2 separate regions of the Homo sapiens genome follow, and region 2 is linked to region 1. The links are chromatin loops, found by intact Hi-C in ENCODE. Cell type or tissue: GM12878. All regions are shown on one strand. Each heading gives the region's core, and the rest is flanking DNA. Links, peaks and the distances in the headings are about the cores only. Region 1 has its middle 47 kb from the start of EEIG2. Region 2 has its middle 4.1 kb from the start of FNDC7.

Region 1 (5,388 bases), core at 240-5,239:
TCTTGGGCTTCAGGAAAGAATTTCCTGGTTTCTCTGATGATCAGCACTCTCCTTAAAATCCAGATAAAAAAGGAATGAACCATTTTCTCAGTTTGGTGTGGATAAAATTAGTGCTGTTTGATTTTTTGGGCCCCAGGCAGGCAGGTTAATTAGCATTTCCTTGTATATTCTAGTCTCCAGTAGTCTAGTCCAGGAGACTCTAGTCTCCTGCTGGTAATAATATAGTAGTAGATAGTAGACCAGCAACTGGGCTTCTTGGGATTTTAATCCTGAAAACAGTGGGTCTGACACTGTAGTGTTTTTCATCAGTGTCCACCCCTAAATGGGCCTTCGCACTACTCCCTTCACTTGGTTGCCTCCACTTGCCATCTGAGCAATTGGCGAGGATGTGCCAGGCCTAGGTTACACTTGAAAACATACTTGACCTTGTATTCCCTGCTCCTTTGAGGTCAGTTTTGCTGCAATTTTGGTTCATGGGGCCCTCATACATGGCTGAGAAATTGAGTGAGAGGTATAACAGTGCCTTAAAATGTTTCAGCCTATGAGGTAATTAATTAGGTTGGTTAGCTCCAGAGGTAACCTGCCAGGAAGATATGATATAGATGTTACTCTTACACTGTAATGAAACATTGTGAAATCAGATTACTTTAAAATGAGGTACCACAAAGTCATGGGAAAAAAGCAGTTGTGAGTATGGAAGCCCAGGGCTTACATCCCAGCTCTCTCTTATACTAAATATGGGTACAGTGTTTCCACCCTTTGTCTGTAAGATGGGAGCTAATATCCTCTAGCCTGTCTGTCTCACATGGTAATTAAAAGGATTAAGCAAAACAATAGTTTATAATTCATAATTCTATACAAATAAGAGATGTTATTATTTAAAAAAATAAATCTTGAAGCTTGTAATCTGGTCTTTGGGGAAAAAATCATAAATCATAAAATACAAATTTGGTAACATTGAAAACACCTGTGCATCAAAACACATCATTAAAAAGATGAAAAATAAAAGCCACAGAACAAAAATACAAACCTTACAACTAACAAAAGATAGTATTCAGAGTACATAAGAAATCCTATCAATCACTAAGAAAAAGACAAATAATGTAATGAATAAGCAAAGAATATGAAAAGGGACCCCATAGGACTTATAACTTATTCATGTTTCTATATTATCACAGTCCTCACCTCATTGGGCTCTCATTTCTTTCCTTAGTCCCACTTAGATTCCATGATCCATCAACTTAACCAATACCTTACATATCCCTTTACTCCTGATGCCTCTTTTATTTCCCTTATTCATTTGGCAAAACCATCACCTTGAGTAAATCCCTGCAACTTCACCTCTGTGGCTGACTGGAGCTATAGGCACACTTCTTCCAATGCAGCTGAAAAACGGGTACAAATTCGGTTAAGAATTTGCGGATATGATAGCGGAAAGATGAAGGAGGCCCATAAAATGGCTTCCATGTCTTCAGTGAAGAATGAAGCACTGTGGTAAAAGTGAGGATGTAAGGATGTGAGGGAGAGAGGATCAGAAAGACAGGATGTGAGGACAGAAGTTTGAAGAGATTTGAAAAAGGTACAGCATCATTTTTATGGAGACAGGGAGATGATGTTACCAGAGAAACTGGGCACTATGAGTACCAATTTACAATCATGATTTTTTAGGATATCAATTTGTGAAACTTGCAGTGCATCAAGTAGCTCACAACTGAGCACACTGACCTTATGTAGCTTTAGTGGACCACTATTTCAGAACCCTTTGTCAGAGTATACCAGCCTCCACTCTGCTATGACATGCAGTTATTCTAGTCTACAGTCCAGAGGCTCTGCGCCAATCTATTCTTCTTAGTGTACAGAATTTAGGCATTATGGAGCTGAACAACAGAGGGAGCCAGGATCCTGATTGCTATGGAAACGTCATGTCATCCTGGATTACATAGGTTTATGTGTGACAGAAATAAACTAGGATCGGACCTTAAGCCACTGGTATTTCAGGTTTTCTCCACCACCCCCAGCTGATTGTAAATATAACCAACAAAAAGCTCCAATGAATAATGTACAACTATTCAGAATAACGGATCACCACAAAAATGCCCATGTTAAACCATAGTAAAAATGACTATCAATATAGGGTTTGAAACTGTTAATTATATTGAAGTCAAAATAACTTTCGCGTTTATATGAAATCAAGAGATTAGAAATATCTGTTTTACTAACTTATAAATCCACATAGTAATGATATTTATGAAATAAAAGACTTTGTAAAAATGATAAATGAAAACAGCAATAATTGTGCAAATTGCCTCAACATTTCATTTAGCCAGTATTTATGGAGTATATAAACAGTGCTACACAGTATGTTGTCTGCTAGGGATATGAACATGAAATAGTCTCTAACTTCCATTGAGGAGCCAACAGAGACATAAACAGATAACTTTCTCTCTGTTTATCTTCAGTGTGATTTTTTATTTATGAACAGATTTTATAAATTTAGCAAATGGATAAAAAATATTTTTTTAGCCTTGGAAAAGATACCAGTTTTGGTGGGGAAAAAGGCTAAATGTAATTTGGCTCACTGAGCAGTAGAGGGTGATAGAACACCAAAATGACAGCTTGAGAATGCCTTTAGACCACGTTGTATTTTTCTATAAACAATTCATTCAATTAATATTTTTCCACAAACTCAATGACATATTTAGCTATGAATATAAAAGTACATAAGGAAATTATAAATAAAGTGCAGTCATAATTTGGGAAAAGCAAGGGGAAAAAATTAGCAATTTTCACTTATTCCTGTTTTATTTATTATTCTTTATTACATTTTTTTCCTCCGTGTTACAATATCAGGAAAGCTCATCGACCGAGGAAATACATTGCACCAGTTTTTTCTCATAAGTGTTACAAATAAAGGTTGTCTTATTGGTATCTTTCATGTTAAGGGTCAAGTTAATGAAAGCCAATGTGGTAGGTGCATGGCAACAGCAAAAGACAAAAGAATGATAAAATCTTTATATCTGTGGGTAGCATCTTTTTGAAGCATGAAATTTAATAACCCTGATTTACGTCAGTTCTTTTGACAGTAATATGTCATATATAATATTCACATGATAAAACTCTTTAAAATGCAACTACAGCAAAGTGGTGTTTCCTCATCAGAATATATTTTGTTTAAAATTATTGTGAAAGTGCCTCTTATTTATGTTATTATAATGCATTTCCTACAAAAAGAGAAAGTGGCTTTTCTTCATCCGAATATATTTTGTTTACAATTATTGTGAAAGTGCTTCTTATTTATGTTATTATGGACAATTAACTCTCCCTTTTCAAGGGCATAAATGAGCAGTTATTTGTGGAGCACACACTAGGTGCTCAATTTATGTATGTTCAGAGGAAGAGATTTTTGAAACTTTGAGTTAGGCTAGAGTGCTGTTTTAGTTTCCTAGGACTGACTTAACAAATTACTAGAAACTGGGTGGCTTAAAACAATAAAAATTTAGTTTCTCACAGTTCAGGAGGCCAGAAGACCAAAATCAAAGTGTTGGCAAGGTTGGTTCCTTCCAGAGGTTCTAAGGGAGAATCTGTTCCCTGCTTCATTCCTGATTGCCAGCAATCCTTGGCATTCCTTGGCTTCTGGCTGCACCACTCTAGTCTCTGCCTCCACCATACATGGCATTCTCTGTGGGTGTCTGTGACTTTTTTTATATATACTTTAAGCTCTGGGATACATGTGCAGAACGTGCAGGTTTGTTACATAGGTATACATGTGCCATGGTGGTTTGCTGCACTTATCAACCCATCATCTAAGTTTTAAGCCCTGCATGCATTAGGTAGTTCTCCTAATGCTATTCCTCCCCTTGCCCCTACCCGCCAAAAGGCCCCAGTGTGTAATGTTCCCCTCCCTGTGTTCGTGTGTTCTCATTGTTCAACTCCCACTTATGAGTGAGAACATGTGGTGTTTGGTTTTCTGTTCCTATGTTAGTTTGCTGAGAATGATAGTTTCCAGCTTCATCCATGTCCCTGCAAAGAACTTTTTTATGGCTGCATAGTATTCCATGGTGTATATGTGCCACATTTTCTTTATCCAGTCTGTCATTGATGGGCATTTGGGTTGGTTCCAAGTCTTTGCTATTGTAAATAGTGTTGCAATAAACATACATGTACATGTGTCTTTATAATAGAATGATTTAAAATCCTTTGGGTATATACCCAGTAATGGGATTGCTGAGTCTAATGGTATTTCTGGTTCTAGATCCTAGAGGAATCGCCACACTGTCTTCCACAATGGTTGAACTAGTTGATACTCCCACCAACAGTGTAAAAGCGTTTCTATTCTTCACATCCTCTCCACCATCTGTTGTTTCCTCACTTTTTAATGATCACCATTCTAACTGGCATGAGATGGTATCTCATTGTGGTTTTGATTTGCATTTCTCTAATGACCAGGGATGATGACATTTTTTTCATATATTTGTTGGCCACATGAATGTCTTCTTTTGAGAAGTGTCTGTTCGTATTCTTCACCCACTTTTTGATGGGATAGTTTGTCTTTTTCTTGCAAATATGTTAAAGTTCTTTGTAGATTCTGGATATTAGCCCTTTGTCAGATGGGTAGATTGCAAAAATTTTCTCCCATTCTGTAGGTTGCCTGTTCACTTTGATGATAATTTCTTTTGCTGTGCAGAAGCTCTTTAGTTTAACTAATCCCATTTGTCAATTTTGGCTTTTGTTGCAATTGCCTTTGGTGTTTTAGTCATGAAGTCTTTGCCAGTGCCTATATACTGAATGGTATTGCCTAGGTTTTCTTCTAGAGTTTTCATGGTTTTAGGCCTTATGTTTAAGTCTTAATCCATCTCGAGTTAATTTTTGTATAAGGTGTAAGGAAGGGGTCCAGTTTCAGTTTTCTTCATATGGCTAGCCAGTTTTCCCAACACCATTTATTAAATAGGGAATCCTTTGTCCATTGCTTGTTTTTGTCAGTTTTGTCAAAGATCAAATGGTTGCAAATGTATGGTGTTATTTCTGAGGCCTCTGTTCTGTTCCATTGGTCTATACATCTGTTTTGGTACCCAGTAGAATGTGGCATAGTTTGAAGTCAGATACTATGATGCTTCCAGCTTTGTTTTTCTGACTTAGGTTTCTCTTGGCTATATGGGCTCCTTTTTGGTTCCATGTGAAATTCGAAGTAGTTTTTTCTAATTCTGTGAAGAAAGTCAATGATAGCTTGATGGGAACAGCATTGAATCTAGCTTGATAGGAACAGCATTGAATCTATATATTACCTTGGGAAGTATGGCCATTTTCACTATATTGATTCTTCCTATCCATGAGCATGGAATGTTTTTCCATTTGTTTATGTCCTCTCTTATTTTCTTGAGCAGTGGTTTG
Region 2 (5,388 bases), core at 62-5,061, 200 kb after region 1:
CAGTCATATGGATGCTCCCTCCTTTGGCTGGCTGATGAAGTAGTCTAGTATAAAGGGCTCAGCCCAAGAAGTTTGTTGAGAATTATGTAAGTGAATCAGACAGGCTTCTTTCAGAATTTTAACAGAAAACTAAGAATTGGCCAGTCCTTAGAAGAGTGGACAAGATGCATAGTTGTCTTACAACAGTGACCATGTAAAAGAGTCACCGGACCCTGAAGCTGCCTCACTTCCTGCTGGCTTTCTAGTTTTTTCCCAGTCTGGTCAGTGGATATCCTTGCAATTTCTCTGTTTTTCTTAAGGTGGCCTGAGTTTCTCTTCCCTGGAATACAGGAGCCTAACTCTGGTTTCTTTTATTGTAATAACCAGGAATCTCTGATCAGTAAGGGTCTTCCTGATATTTTCTAACATTGAGTTTTTAATCTGTTTATCCTTGTTAGTACCAGCAAGAAAATACCATCTACTTAATTTGAGTGAAGAAGAAAAAAAGTGGTGTGTGTTTGTGACAAAAAGTGGGGTTTGTTTGTTTGAGACATGGTCTTGCTCCGTTGCCCAGGCTGGAGTACAGTGGCACGATCGTGGCTCACTGTAGTCTCAACCTCCCAAGCTCAAGTGATCCTCCTACCTCAGCCTCCCAAGTAGCTGAGACTATAGGCACACACCACCACACCTGGCTAATTTTTTATAGAGGTGGGGTCTCACTGCATTGCCCAGGCTGGTCTGGAACTCTTGGGCTCAAGTAACCCTCCCACCTTGGCCTCCCAACATGCTGGGATTATGGGCATGAGACACCATGCTGGGCCCAAATAGGAAGTTTTATATGATTCCTCTTTTTTTTTTTTTTTTGGTGGAAATGGTCTGCCTTTGGCAGAAGGGGGATGTAAGGGCATGGTGGAAGACTACATTATGGATTAGGGCCACTAAAAATCTTGCAGTTTCCAATGTTTTCCTGGAGTTAATCCTACTCTACATTCCTTCTATATCCCTAAATATTTCTTTTTGATATCCCCTACAATGGCCACTTCAAATCTTTACTAGTTTCTGAAGTTCCTACTTCATCTCCATATTCATTTCATATTCATATTTACTGCAGCCTTGACCTCCCTGGGCTCAAGCACTCCTCCCACCTCAGCCTGCTGAGTAGCTGGGGCTACAGGCACACGCCACCCCACCTGGAGACTTTTTTATATTTTTGGTAGAGATGGGGTCTCTCCATGTTGCCCAGGCTGCTCTCAAACGCCTAGGCTCAAGTGATCCACCTGCCTTGGCCTCCCAAAGTGTTGGGATTATGGGCATGAACCAATGCGCCTGGCCACCTCTCTCTATATCTTTCCGTTACATGTCTTAAATTCTGCCCTTGGCTGATCTACCTATGCACCAGATCACATTTATTTATTCATTCATTTGTGTGGTAGACTGCCAATTGTTCCCCAATAGAGATTACTGGAATGTATCGTTAGTCTCTTTTATCTCCTCTCACTGAATTCTGCTGCTTAGAACTTTAATGTGATAGCTGGAACTTTATCTTGGACCAAGAAGGAGGGCCTCCTCCTAGGGATGGCAGACTAAAGAGGAAAAAGGAGCCTGGGTCTCTCAAGACTCCGTGGAATAGAATTGCCACGCCACTCCTGGAGGCTTTGCCTCTACTATTTTATATCAGGAAGAAACTTCTGGTTAAGCCACTGTTATAGGTTTTCTGTCCACTCTCAGCAAAACCTAATCCCGACTAATCACAGTTCTGAGATCTGGAATTGCACACCAAGTAACATAAGCTAAAGTAGTGCGCATGAGCTTAGTGAAGGAGGGTGGGTGTCAGGAAGCATCAACACAGGCATGTGTGGTCTGGAAAGTGGATGATTCTTGTGTGGAGCATCCTCACATTTTCTCCCTCTTCCGTTCCAGACTCTTATCTTTATCTTTTATTTTCAGTCCCTCTCCTGGCCTTTGCATTATTTACTAATCTTAAATTTGCTGATATTACCTTATTAGTACACTAATAATGTGTAAATAGACTTACTCTTGTAGCTATTTCCCCTCTTGGTTGTCTTAGCTCCATTCCCTTCAGTATCAAAATTCATGCATTCACTGCTTTGCAGAATCTCATTCCTGAAGCGAGAATTTCAGACAGCTGGTAAATTTAGTCATTCAAAGCTTTAAAGTAAATTCATATTACAAAAGCAACCGCTTTATTTGCATTGTTTCCCAATGGAACAGTTCAGCGATAACACTCATTACCTATTTTGACAACCAAGAAGTTGACATTAGCCAGAGACGGTTGCTAACACAATAATTATCTTTCCTAACTCATTTCTTTAAAATCATTGTACTTCCAGACCATTGTTTTTCTCTCTTTCCTGAATCCCCTAGGTCCTATAAAACACGTCATCAGATTACACCATCTACTGTCCCTCAGTTGTCTATATCATCCATACCCAATAGATACTCCCCTAATATTTTAATAATTATAGAGTTTAATAGAGGCTCAATACCTCTTTCACCACTCTTGCCATAATTCTTAGTGATTCCAATATCCATTGAACAATCTTTCCAATACTCAGACCTCTCAATTTTTTGACCTCCTGACCTCCAATGATTTTTTTCCTCCATCTGACCTCAGCTGCCAGTTCCAATGGTTACATCATAGACCTGGCCATCATCAATAACTGGCACTTCTCCACGGTTTCCATTTCAATCAAGCATCCCATTCTCTAATCACCAACTCCTATATTTCCTGCTTACTTTCTCTAAGATCCTCTCCAACAATTCTTTAACTCCCTTGGGTCCTCCATTCTATTGCTCCTGCCAACTTTTCATTCCATTGCAGCCCCTTTAGCCTCCATTGCAGTGAGGTATTACAAGCCACAGTTCCTTGCTTACCCAGCTTAGTTTCCACTGTACAATATTATAAATCACATCCTTGAAAACACTCTTAACTCCCTTACTGCGGTCTCCATCACCCTTGTCTAGTAATACTCCAATCCAAGTTAGATACAACTCTCTGTCTACTCTGTGCACACAAGTGACTGAACATGACTGGTCCTGTTTGCCATCACTCCCAATGACCCACTTGAGGGGTTTGTGCTGCCCCCTTCTGGAACTCTGGGCTTCAGCGAACTGGAGAGTGGGTGTTCTTTAAATGTTGCACCCTAGGTGCCTCCGTTGCCCTGGTGGACACCATGGTGTACCATCCAGATCTCCCCTCCAGAGTTGTCCTGAATCCGGGCCAGGAGCACTAACATTCCTTTATCCACCAATCACTGGATGTAGGTGGCCCAGGGAGCAGGTATGACTTTGAGCCAGGCAGCTCTCATGAGCCAAGGGCAAGTCTGCAAGAGACTGAGCGGGAGCTGTCAACCACCAACACTCCCTGCTGCTGGGGGCGTAAGAGCACAGGCTGTTCTAACCAAGCTGCTCCCTCCTCAGGGCTTTTGCACTTCCACTTCCTTCTGCCTGGATGTTCTTTTCCTAAGTTTCCAAAGGATGCACTCCTTCACTTCCCTTAGGCCTGTGCTCAAGCATCTGGTTGCCAGAGAGGTCTTCCCTAACAGCTGTATTCTCTCCTATCACTCCACTTTTTCTTCATAAAATTTAGCAGCACTCAACATATTTTATTACTTTAGCTGCTTGGTTTGGCCTTCCTTTGCTAGAGTGCATGCTCCAAGAGGACAGGGTTCTGATTTGTTTGTATCTTCCATGTCCTGAATAGTTCCTGGTCTTCATTAGGTCCTCAATATGTCAACATATATTTGATGGGTGCACAAATTGAAACGCCTTAAATTCATAGTAGTCAGCTCATAAGGCAGAGTGGTTTAGTGGAAGGAGCTTAGGGTTTGGAGTTAGACTGATTTTTGAAAACACCTTTATTTAGGTATAAGTAGCATTTAATAAATTGCACATATTTAAGACATAAACTCAATACATTTTGACATATGTATACACTCATAAATTCACCACCACAGTTCACATAATGAACATGTTCTTCACCCCCAAGAGTTTCCTCTTGCACTTTTGTAATCCCTCCTTCCTGCCATTCTCCATCCCCAGGCAGCCACTGATTTGCTTTCTGTTTTTAAGAGTAGTTTGCATTTTCTAGAAATTTATATGATTAGTTCAAACCATCTGTATTCTTTTTTTAGGTCTGACTTTTTTTGAGATTCATCCATGTTTTTGTGTGTTCCTTTTTTTGCTGGGAAAAATTTCATTTGTTTATTACTTATTTTGGCTGACAGACATTTGGTTTGCTTATAGTTTGAGGATTGTTAAAAATAATGCTACTGTGAATATTCCTGTATGTTTTTGTATGGACATATGCTTTCATTTTTTTTGAGTCAATACCTAGGAGTGAAATGGTGAGGCATGTGTTTAACTTTTTAAGAAACAGCCAAATTATTTTCCAAAATGATCGTACCATTTTTCATTCTTACCAGGTATGAGATTTCTGATTGTTCCACATCCTTGCCAACACTTAGTTTACTCAGTCTTTCTAATTTTATTATTTATTTATTTATTTATTTATTATTTGAGACAGGGTCTCATTCTATTGCTCAGGCTGGAGTGCAGTGGTGCGATCATGGCTCACTGCAGGCTTGACCTCCTGAGTTCAAGTGATCCTCCCGCCTCAGCCTCCCAAGTAGCTGGCACTACAGGCGCATGTCACCACATCCAGCTAATTTTAAAAAATTTTTTGTACAGACAGGGTCCTACGATGTTGCCTAGGCTGTTCTCAAAACTCCTGACCCCAAGTGATCCTGTTGCTTTGGTCTCTCAAAGTGCTGGGATTACAGGCACAGCCACAATGACCAGCTTCTAATTTTAGACATCCAATAAGTATGTATCTCACTGTGGTTTTAATTTGCATTCTGTGGGCCCAGCGCAATGGCTCACGCTTATAATCCCAGCACTTTGGGAGGCCAAGGTGGGCAGATGGCTTGAGCCCAGGAGTTTGAGACCAGCCTGGGCAACATGGTGAAACCCCATCTCTACAAATAATACAAAAATTAGCCAGGTGTAGTGCTGCACACCTGTGGTCCCAGCTACTCAGGAGGCTGAAGTGGGAGGATCATTAGAGCCTGGGAGGTCAAGACTGCAGTGAGGTGTGATTGCGCCACTACATTCCAGGTTGGATGACAGAATGAGACCCCGTCTCCAAAAAAAAAAAAAAAAACCTTTTCTGCATTCTGCTAATGACTAGTGATGCTGAGGATTTTTTCCATGCCTTTATTTTCCACGAGTATGTCTTCTTTTGTAAAGTGTTTGTTCATATCTTTTGCCCATTTTGTATTGAGTTGTTTTCCTATTACTGGGTTTTGAGAATACACACACACAGAATACAAGTCCTTTATAAGATATATATTTTCCCGCAGTCTGTGGCTTATCTTTTCATTCCCTTAA

The links. Peaks named below come from ENCODE experiments on the same cell type or tissue, not always from the same donor. Only the 100,000 strongest peaks of a DNase experiment are listed, where the experiment ranks them.
Region 2: it touches region 1 in a loop (4-fold over the local background); 13 of 110 quality-filtered maps call a loop at or near these places.

Annotation. Positions count from the first base shown.
Region 1 is chr1:108,510,085-108,515,472 of GRCh38, forward strand. No RefSeq gene overlaps it. Among named protein-coding and RNA genes, the nearest start is that of EEIG2, 47 kb to the right of the region's middle. In GM12878, for the core only: a CTCF peak has its summit at 2,591 (motif pointing right); no DNase peak of the experiment used is centred there.
Region 2 is chr1:108,706,121-108,711,508 of GRCh38, forward strand. No RefSeq gene overlaps it. Among named protein-coding and RNA genes, the nearest start is that of FNDC7, 4.1 kb to the right of the region's middle. In GM12878, for the core only: a CTCF peak has its summit at 3,086 (motif pointing left); no DNase peak of the experiment used is centred there.